Regions from separate parts of the Mus musculus genome. Here region 1 is linked to region 2. The links are chromatin loops, found by intact Hi-C in ENCODE. Cell type or tissue: gastrocnemius. All regions are shown on one strand. Region 1 overlaps Fndc3b (fibronectin type III domain containing 3B). Region 2 overlaps Fndc3b (fibronectin type III domain containing 3B).

The links. Hi-C counts contacts between places; a loop is a spot of excess contacts. Peaks named below come from ENCODE experiments on the same cell type or tissue, not always from the same donor. Only the 100,000 strongest peaks of a DNase experiment are listed, where the experiment ranks them.
Region 1: a loop joins it to region 2, with 2.0 times the contacts of the local background. A loop is called at or near these places in 4 of 42 quality-filtered maps.

What each region holds. Positions count from the first base shown.
Region 1 is chr3:27,664,492-27,669,491 of GRCm38, reverse strand. All of the region lies in intron 1 of Fndc3b (fibronectin type III domain containing 3B), which reads left to right. Among named protein-coding and RNA genes, the nearest start is that of Fndc3b, 43 kb to the left of the region's middle. In gastrocnemius, no CTCF peak of the experiment used is centred here; no DNase peak of the experiment used is centred here; H3K27ac peaks cover 761 bases.
Region 2 is chr3:27,613,016-27,618,015 of GRCm38, reverse strand. The region is part of intron 3 of Fndc3b (fibronectin type III domain containing 3B); the gene reads left to right. Among named protein-coding and RNA genes, the nearest start is that of Mir3092, 31 kb to the right of the region's middle. In gastrocnemius, no CTCF peak of the experiment used is centred here; DNase peaks (open chromatin) are centred at 1,302, 1,744, 2,318 and 4,812; H3K4me3 peaks cover 891 bases; H3K27ac peaks cover 1,792 bases.

The sequences.
Region 1 (5,000 bases), 51 kb before region 2:
TCAGGCGGTAGCCACATTACACTAAAATTGAACAAACAGAAACCCGGGGGTACACACATCATGTTTGGATAGTACTAAATCCATGCGTCTTTTTGTGAAGTTAAAACAGGAGTAGCTCTTTGGATGCACACATTTGGTGGACGCTGTCTCTCAAGCATTATGATCTTTTATTTTTTTAAACTACGGAAGTTGTTCATAGTCTTTTTAAAAACTATTTTCAGATTAGAGGTGTGTGTGTGTGAGGTGGGCTGGCCGTGGCTTGGGAAGGGTCAGTTATCTGCAAAGGCTTTAGGACAGCTAAGAAGGTGGCCCAGTGCGTGCTGAGAGTTAAGAGGCAGAGTCTGACTTTACTATGAAAGCACTCCAGTATTCTCATGAAGGCATTTTTTTTTGAGGGTTGGAAGGGTTAAATAGGTCAGGCAATAGTGCACTTCGTGGACAGAAGAACTGAGGAACATTCAAGTTAATGCCCACAGCTACAGCCATCCTTTTGGAGTTTGTGGTTTAAGCCTTACTAAGACTTGTCTATTTTTTTTTTAGGTTTACTTATTTTATGTGTTGAAGTGTTTTGTCTGCATGTCTGTCTGTAATGTTTGTAGAAGAGGGTGTTAGAACTGCAGTTCCATATATTTCTGACTTACCATGTGGGTGCTAGGAATTGAAGCAGTGTCCTCTGGAAGAACAGCCAGTGTTCTAACCTGCTGAGGCTAGAACCAGCCCCAACTGCTTTTTTTTTTTTTCTTAAGTAAAACTTTATCTTTGTCTTCTATTTTTTTAATGTGTGTAATGCACATGTGTGTATACATGTTTACGTGTGTGGGGTCCAGAGGATGATGCTGGTGTCTTCAGTCTCTCTCCACTTTATTTCCTGAGGCAGGGTATCGTGCTGAACTGGAGCGTGGAGCTCGCTGACTTAGCTAGTCCAAACAGCCTCTCTCATCTCCATCCTCAGTGCTCTGGGATTAAGGTTGGGGCACTCTGCTCCTGCCAGGCTTCTGATGTGGGTGCTGTATGTGAACCCCAGTCTTCATGCTTATGAAGTAGGTGCTTATTGCACCGAGCCATGTCCTCAAACAGAACCTCTGTAGTGTATGAGGCGGAGTGATTCCCTGTACCGTGTCAGGTGGCTTCCAATCGCCTGTAACACCAGTCCACAGGATTCATACGCACCCTCGCTCCCCAAGTAAAATTAATCTTAGAAAAGAGGGAGGCTTTTCCAGTTGCCCTGTGTGTTTTTTAATCTTACGTGTTGTTTTCTTGCATAACATGTAATTTAGTTATTACTTTAATTACTTCCTCACACTGGAATCTGCTCTCCGTAGAAGGGGCTTTGCTTCTTTCTCCAGTGTCTGTCCCAGCACTGGTCCACAGTAGGTGTCCTGTTTGTCCAGTGATTCAGTAAGTCTGTGTTGCATATACATGGAGCTGCAAGGAGAAGAGGCCAGTCTTAGAGCACGGCCTCAGCCTGGGGGACGGGGTGTCTTTGAATCCCGTGGACTGCCTCATCTCATTCTCGGAGATGGAAGTTATAACCTGGAATGATAAGATGGAGTGTATAGATTCGGTTTGGGTTTTGGGCTTCATTTGGTGTTAAGAGGATTCATAGTTTCTTTTGAGAAACTGAGTGGCCTGGCTCTATGACATGCCTTCATGTTAGTGGAAGTGCAGAGCCAGTGGTGGTCAGCAGGGGCAGTTGCTCAGAGTGGCACAGTCCCCATCTCTCTCTGCTTACTCTGGAATACTGAAGGAAGTGTACTTTTGCCATCATGTGATAGTTTAATTAAATGACTAAATGTGGAAGACGGTCTCTCTGTAGCCATGTTTGAGAAGGATGAGATTGTGTTGATGGGCACTGTCTGGGTTGGTCCTTACAGGCACTTGAACCCCATAGCACTTGCTTTGTTTGTGTCTTAGATAACTGAGCCCGCCATCCTTTTGGAGTTTGTGGTTTTAATTGCTGACAGTTGCAAAGGGGAAGAGAGAGTCACCTAAAGGAAACAAAGGAAGCAACCCCAGTGCTCTGTCTGTGGACTTCGAATGGGAAGTATCTTCCTTGTTAACTGGTAATGAGTTTGGGCATTAACAGGGCGTGGCCACATTGGTTGACAGCCAGGTATAACATTGCAAATACATATCTAACATTTCGAAGGCTATAAAGATGTAGCTTATATATCTCTTGTCAGACAATCAGTGTTTCTATTTGTAATAGTGCTATAAAATACCAAAGATTAAAAACAATTGCTTAAGAAAGTGAAACTATCAGGGAGAATAGTTAGATTTGTTATTGCCTTGAAATCTTAACATTTGGAGATGACTTTCCCTTCAGTATAAATGGCAGCAATTCCTAGGGTGTGTTAGGTTGGGGAGTTTCAAACTATGCTGAGTTAGAAAAGCAGCTTATATGTTGGTAATAAGTGGGTGAATAAGCAATACGACAATTTCTTTAGCCTCATGAAACGCTCATTTAATCATGGGCTTAGCCAGGAGAGCCAATTTTATTTGACTCTTTACGTGAAAATTGAATAAAGTTCTTACTTGAAGGGATTATGTAAGTGATGTGCTAATAGCATTTTATATGTTCTTATAATCTCTGTAAAATTGAGATTTTATTAGATAAATTAAGATTTACACTGTTCCAGATCCCTGTTGCCCAGAGTATTCTCAGCTAAACACTAGAACTTGAGAAAAGTGTATATTCAGCAGTGTTCAGTGGTGCTGTGATTCCCTGTGTAGGTTGCTGCTTTGAGGTCACGTGTTCAGGACTTCCACCGTTTACCTCGCAGCTGACTCGCCTGCTACTGGGGTTCCTTTTCCTGCTGGATGACACATGGTATTTGTCCCATGCCACATTGGCAGTCCTCTCCTAGATGGATTCAGGAGAAAAACGACACTGCATGTACCTTCGTGCTATTTAGTTCTCCCTAATTTTTTTGTTTTGTTAGTTTTTCGAGACAGGGTTTCTCTGTGTAGCCCTGGCTGTCCTGGAACTCACTCCATAGACCTTTAACACAGAGATCCACCTGCCTCTGCCTCTTACCTCCTGGCAGTTTTTCTTACTTTGAACCTGGGTCGATATTGACATTTCTTCCACAATACTTTCAGGGATATAATTTTGGTGACATGATTAAGTTAGCATAGAATTCAGGCAGAATGGGGAAAATAATTATTGAGTCTTTATTTGGGGTCCATAAGATAAAATGTTGAAAGAAATGGTTGACCTCCAGCTTTTAGGTAGGGCACCTAGCTTACCGTGGCTGTGTTTCAAGCTGCCAGCCTAGCTGTGGCTGGCTCTCTGCTCCCCAGGGAACTGTTGTCCCTCAGGTAGAGCTGACTGACTCTTAGCTTTAGCTGTGGTAGGACTCTGCCTGCAGAAGCTGGTGTGCTGGGGTACCATTTGGAGAGTTTAACTGAATCTATATTGGAGTGGATGTTGTAAAGAGATCATAACTTGTTGTGTGGAAACTACAAACTTTGTAGACTTAGACGGAGAGACTTAGATGGAGACAGGAGGCCTTCCCTTGTCCTTTGGACCCTGAAAAATAAGAAACAGAGTACGGATGATCCCAACAGGGCTGCTGATTAAAGAATATTTTAAAAATTTCCATTGCAAATTTTAAATGCTGAAGTTATGTTTTTCAAATTAGTGCCGATTAGTAATGTGCTAGAAGGGAAATCACATCCTGTGGCAGAAGCGCAATGCTGATGTGAAAGTATGATTGGGAATCTCTGGTGTTTGCCAGGGGCTGTAAAAGCTAAAGGGTTCCTTGCTCACCAGCTTCTTGTATCACATGAAGGAAGTCAGGGACCCCCTCCCTTAGAATAATTAGAGCAGGTAGCAGGGGCAGTCGAGTCAGTCCAGAGAGCAGAGTGCTGCCCTCTGCCTGCAGCTGCCCCACCCCTCCCCTCCCCCAGCCCTTCATTTTCCTCTACACAAGTAAAGGAGACTTAGAACCAGGAAGCTGCCTGCCTTGTCATGTTCCTGGAACAGCTGGCAGCTCAGAAATGCTAATCTTCCAAGGTGGGACTTGAGCAATGGCTGTTCAGCAACCAGGTGTTTATGTGGCTAACTGAGGTACTGTCTGGGGAGAGTTTCTCCTTCATTGGTGATTCTAATTCCAGGTGAACCAAGTCCCAAGGCCCTCAGAGTAGGAGGGAATCTGTCCATCATCTGTCCATCGTCTGGATTAAATGTACTGTAGATAAACTGAGGTGTGAGAAATTGAGTCATTCAGAGCAGAACTTGGATTCAGCTTGGGCCTCGAGCTTGCCGTTTTCAGTGTCATGTGGATTGATTCAGGCCACATGGCATGCAGTTGGAATCCCTGAGAAATGCCTTCTCAGTTTAAATATAGTTCTTATTTGGGAGATTACTGAAGCCCGTTTCTTGACGATTATGTTTAGAAGTGTAATTGATTGCTAAGAATCACTTTTAAGATAACTGTAGGGAAGGAAGGCAGCTGTCGGGGATGTGTGACTCTGTCTGTGCTAGGGGTGTTCTATGAAGTGGGTGATGCTGAAGGTGAGAAGTTTGTTCTGAAGATCGAGAAAAGGAGTGCTTTCTATTCATTTCCTTCATCCACACGTGAGGATATATGTACAGTGGCCAAATGGTACTCAGGCTCTTAAGCGGTGAGGACATTACCTTTCTTATGGAACAGAGCTGGTGCTGACAGAAAGAACTGTGTTTGGGGGATTAAATTATGCAGAATTAGACTGGAATAAATAGAATTTTCAATTTCTAGAGTTTTTTTTTAAGTCAGGCTATGCGCTCTTAAAGTAAGAATTAGATTAGAGGAAATTATTACTAATATTTTCTGATTTTTGGCTTCCAAATTAGAGGAAAGAATACAGAATACACAGAAGGTATCTTTTAAAATGTCTAATAGGATAGGAGAGTAGAGGCAAGAAGTTTTGCCACAGAATTTTCTTAAACTCTGGAGAAAAAGCAGTAGAAATTCATCTGGGATGAGTGAATTTCCTGAGGGATGTTGAAGACAGGA
Region 2 (5,000 bases):
TAGTGAGTGTGACAGACACATGAGGAACCTGAGGCCCAAGACGATTGCTTCATGTCCTGAGAGCTCATGACCCGAGAGAGGCAAAGACTGCCGTGTGGTTTTCCGTCCCGCACGTTACAAGAGTTATCCAGGAGCTGGGGCCTCTTAGCTTGCTAGTGGAACTGTGCTGCACCTGTTGATTCAGGACAGCAGATAACGGGAAGCAGAAATACTGGTTTACAACTTAAATTCCTTTTGCCCAGCATCATGGTTAGACTTAGCTTACAAGTTAGGACTTCATTCTCATTATTGGGAAAGGAGGGGTACAGCGGTGGAGTACTGGGACCAAGAGGGACAGTTTCCCTTCACGTGTGTGTGTATGTTTGTGTGCTTGCATGTTCACATGGGTGCTAGTAGATATCTGTGGCTGTGTGTGACCATGTGTGCAGACCCAGGCGATGGGACAAGCTTGGGTATCATTCTGCAGGTCTCCCCACCTTTTCCTGGGGCTTGCCTAGGCGAGGCTGTCTTTCCAGTGGCCCTGCTATCTACAGTCTCTTTCCCCACCCCCCAGCACTGGAATTACATGTGTGTCCTACCTTGCCTCAGTTTTCAATGTAGATTCTGGGACTGAGCAGACGCCTCCTTGCTTGCTAGTGAGAAAAGGTTAGAACTGCTTGCTGGCCCTTTCTGAAAACTCTGAAATCATCCTGAGGTCAGCCTCTTGTTTACACTTTAGCTGATTTGCCACATAACTTCCTCTGTGCATCATTATGGCATAACTGAAAAAAGAAACTCTGTATGACATCATTAAACAGCAGCTTGGAAGCCGAGCACAGATTAATGTTGAAGAATATGGTTGCTTAGGGGGGAAAAGATTTTGTTTTTATGGGAATGTCCTTGGTGATAACGAAGGAAGAAAAACACAGGAAACATACAACACGCTGTGAAAGCAGATTCAATTCTGATGGAATATTTCTCAATACTTTCCGTGAACTATGAATCATAAGTGTTGGAGGGGGCCACCAAAGGGCACAGCATTCTGTCCCTCGGAGACCGCACTGTACCCATTACACCAGAAACCGAAGAGTTTTTCTTCTTTGGCCAGACAAAATTGTATAACAGCTGTCAGAGGAAAGGGCCTCAGTGATCAGTGTGAATTCTGGCCTTGGCGTCCAGGCAGGAATTAATACAGGGCAGTGTGGATCTCGTTCTCTTCGTGTCCCCGGCTGAGCCGAGGCGCTGGCAGGTAGCCTTCCTTCCTGTCCACACATGCCATCTCTTTATCTGGGCCATTTCTCTGCTCTCCGCAGAAGCCTTCTGCCAAAACAAACACTCCACTTCCTGGAAAGCCTTAGGTCTGTCTGTTCCTAGAGCCAGCCTTCTGGGCCGCTGCCAGTCGTCCACCTTGACTTTGCTCTGGGCTAGCGAGGAGCAGGTAGAGGGGGCACAGCATAGGCTGGTAATGGAAGCCAGGCTTTCCCTAGCCCTTAGATTAGACTAGGACGTCAGCAGAGACAGGAAACTGCTCTACTCCACCCTGCTCCCAGCCGGGGCAGCATGGTTACTGAGTGGACTCCTGGCTAGTTTGTGCTATGCCAAGTGTGAGTCCTTTACATTTGACTGTTTTAGTGAGAGTGTAATTACCTTGTGTGAACCTGCTTTCCACTCCCCGGAATGTTAAATCACACTAATACTCAAAGCCAGTTGGTTGTTCTAGAGAAACACTTAGTCACTTCGTCCTCTTCCTGACTTGCTCCTGTGCACATCCATTCTCCTCCCTCCTGCTCCCTCCCTCTCCCTCCCCCTCCCCAACCACTGGGGGATTCAGGCTTGAACCTAGTGTTTTATACAAGCACTCTGCCATTGACCAACATTCCCAGTGAAGCATCTTTAAATTTTGAAGGACTGTTATAATGACCCTCATTTCATGATGAATTTTTCATGTTTTGAGCCCTGAAAAAAAAGGCAGGTGATTATCATGACAGTTTGAGCAAAACCAGATTGAATTGCCTAGAAAGCATCGTTATTGCACTATTGCACTAAACACACCGTCTAAAGGCGCTCCACTGCTAATGATTGTGTCCAGAACAATTTTATTCTCTTTTCACAATGACATTATTTTGCTAACTTGTGTTAAGTGGCTCAAGACCTTGAAGTGACAGCAGCCTGTGGAGGGAAACAGAAGTGACCATAGAACCACACAGATACTGAAGCTCAGAGTCCCTTACAGCGAGCAACTATCCTTCTCCCTTGTTTTTTCTTCCTCAGCCCTCCCTCGCTCTGTCATTCTCCTCCAGCAGAGTGTGGGAATGGTGTCATTGGCGGACACTGTGCGCCATGACTCTGAATGACACCATTGAGCAGGATTCACGTTGGATTTCCTCATTTGTCCCCTCCCCCAGGCCGTGGCTCAGCCTGCAGAACCTACTGTTTCTTCCAAAGCATTTGTCCTTTCAGAGTATTTGTTAGGTGAAGCACTGGCTGCCATCTCTTTTCAACAACTCCATGGCAGGTTTCAGGGAACTAAGATTGCCCCTTGCAGTGAACGGCATCGTAACTGGGGTTCACAGGCTGAGGGAGGGAGACTATAATTTCAACTTCCTCAATGTAAACTGGACATTAACAAGAAATTGTTCTCTGACAAACTTAAAACCTGGCAGAGAGACCCCTCTTCCCCCTTAGTGTTTCAGAAGCAAACTCTGCCTGGGCCCAAGTGAAGCCAAATTTGGACAGGGTTAAAACCATTAGGTGGTGCACTGGCTGGTTCTGTGTCAACTTGACACAGCTGGAGTTATCACAGAGAAAGGAGCTTCATTTGAGGAAATGCCTCCATGAGATCCAACTGTAAGGCATTTTCTCAATTAGTGATCAAGGGAGAAAGGTCCCTTGTGGGTGGGACCATCTCTGGGCTGGTAGTCTTGGTTCTGTAAGAGAGCAGGCTGAGCAAGCCAGGGGAAGCAAGCCAGTAAAGAACATCCCTCCATGGCTTCTGCATCAGCTCCTGCTTCCTGACCTGCTTGAGTTTTAGTCCTGACTTCCTTGGTGATGAACAGCAGTATGGAAGTGTAAGCTGAATAAACCCTTTCCTCCCCAACTGCTTCTTGGTCATGATGTTTGTGCAGGAAGAGAAACCCTGACTAAGACAGGTGGTTTGACAGTGAAGTTACTGGAGTCTGAATTGACTTTGTAGTTTTTACTTATCTCATTGTGTTGAGTATGGAATCGACTACTTGACTGTTTTCCATTATTTGGGAACTATCGGTTAAACATGATTCTTTCTACCCAGCGTTAGGATATGGGGGCTCATTTTTCTATACAAGAAGTTGCTTTGGGCCTTTGTAAGATATTTCTAATCAGCTGAAGTGATTCTGTGGCTTGAAAATCTCAGCATTGAAACAGGCAGTTATTTTGCCCAGGCTAGCCCCATGCCTTGACATTTTTCTGAATGACCCAGAGCTGTTGTGAGAATTTCATTCCACCAGGGAGACTCGAAGCCAAAAGGAACCTAGCTTTTAGAGAATCTGGACTATGCTGGGTCTCAAGACACATGCCTCACGCGAACTAGGTAAATATTCTACCATTCAGCTGGATCTTCACAGCTCACAGGACTTCCGTGGTAGCGTCCCACCAAATGATTTTGTTTGTGTATGTGTGTTTGCTTTTCTAGTTTCTTTTGAACTTCTCCCTTCTTAGATTTGTATGGCTTCATGAAATAGGGAAGAAGGACTTAAGTGTTGAAGTATGCCGCGGCCCTGAGACGCTTTTTCTCCAACCATGGACTGAAGGATGCATAGCTGTTTGTGTTCCACCTGTCCCCCACGTGCTAACCCGATTGAGCTCTCCTGCCGAGCAAGCTGCTTACTGCCGTGCAGCTGAAAATTCACTAGCAGAGTCTTTTCCTCGAGGCCGGTAGACACTGAGGCACGGATTGTCTAGTCCAGTGTACAGGTTGGGAGACGGGAGAGGCATGGTTGTTGTGCACATTGCCTTATCACATGGGGGCAGAGTGGCTCTGTCAGGGCTGGGTTCTGTCAGTGCCTGATATTTTCCCAGCAGATGCTCAGTCCCCTTCCAGGACAGATACCCAGTATGTACTGTTTTATCTTTTTATTTTTTTGGTTTTTCAAGACAGGGTTTCTCTGTAGTCCGGGCTGTCCCGGAATTCACTCTGTAGATCAGGCTGGCCTCGAACTCAGAAATCCACCTGCCTCTGCCTCCTGAGTGCTGGGATTAAAGGCGTACGCCACCACTCCCTGGCAGTATGTATTGTTTTAACCTGGGGCCAGTGATTGTAACTTTCTGATAGGACTGTGAAAGAATTCCTTATAAATGCTATTATCAGTGTCACGATTAGTGACATATCATCATCGTCAGCATCAGCATCATCATCTAGTCTTGCAAACACTGTTAATTGTATTCTTAAAGTAGCTGTGTGATTTACTGTTGGGAGTGACTTGCTGCCCTACTGTGGAAATCAACTGAAGTTCCAGCCTCCAATTCACCACTTCTTTACACTAGGCTTCCTAATCACTGTGGCACTTGAAGTCATTCAGCTGGAGCTTCATGCGAATGGCACAGAGCAGAGCTATAGGCTCTGGAGCACAGCTATAGGCTCGCACAGAGCACAAAGAGCTCACTGTTGTCTTTATTCAAAGTAAGTCTCCTCATGGTCCAAGCCTTGGGTGTTGCTGTGTTTGTGGACCTAGCTGTTCAGTGTCACACAGAGCCTGGGCAGGCATCTCCACACATGCTTTCAGAGCATCCTGTGCTCAGGTACCATGCCTCTGCCTCATCACACGTTCCTGGGTGAATCTTCCCAGGCCTGGCACTGTCCCAGAAGTCCTTCTCCTCCCGCATGTCTCGCCTGCTATTTCCTGCCTAAGCCACAGGCCATCAGACTTCTTAGTAGCAGATGCCACACCCAGCTAGACATAAGGTAGTCTCTCGAAGGAAACCTTTGTATGGTGGCCTGGAGAGATGGCTCAGCAGGGAAGGGAACCTTGCTGCTTTTCCAGGAC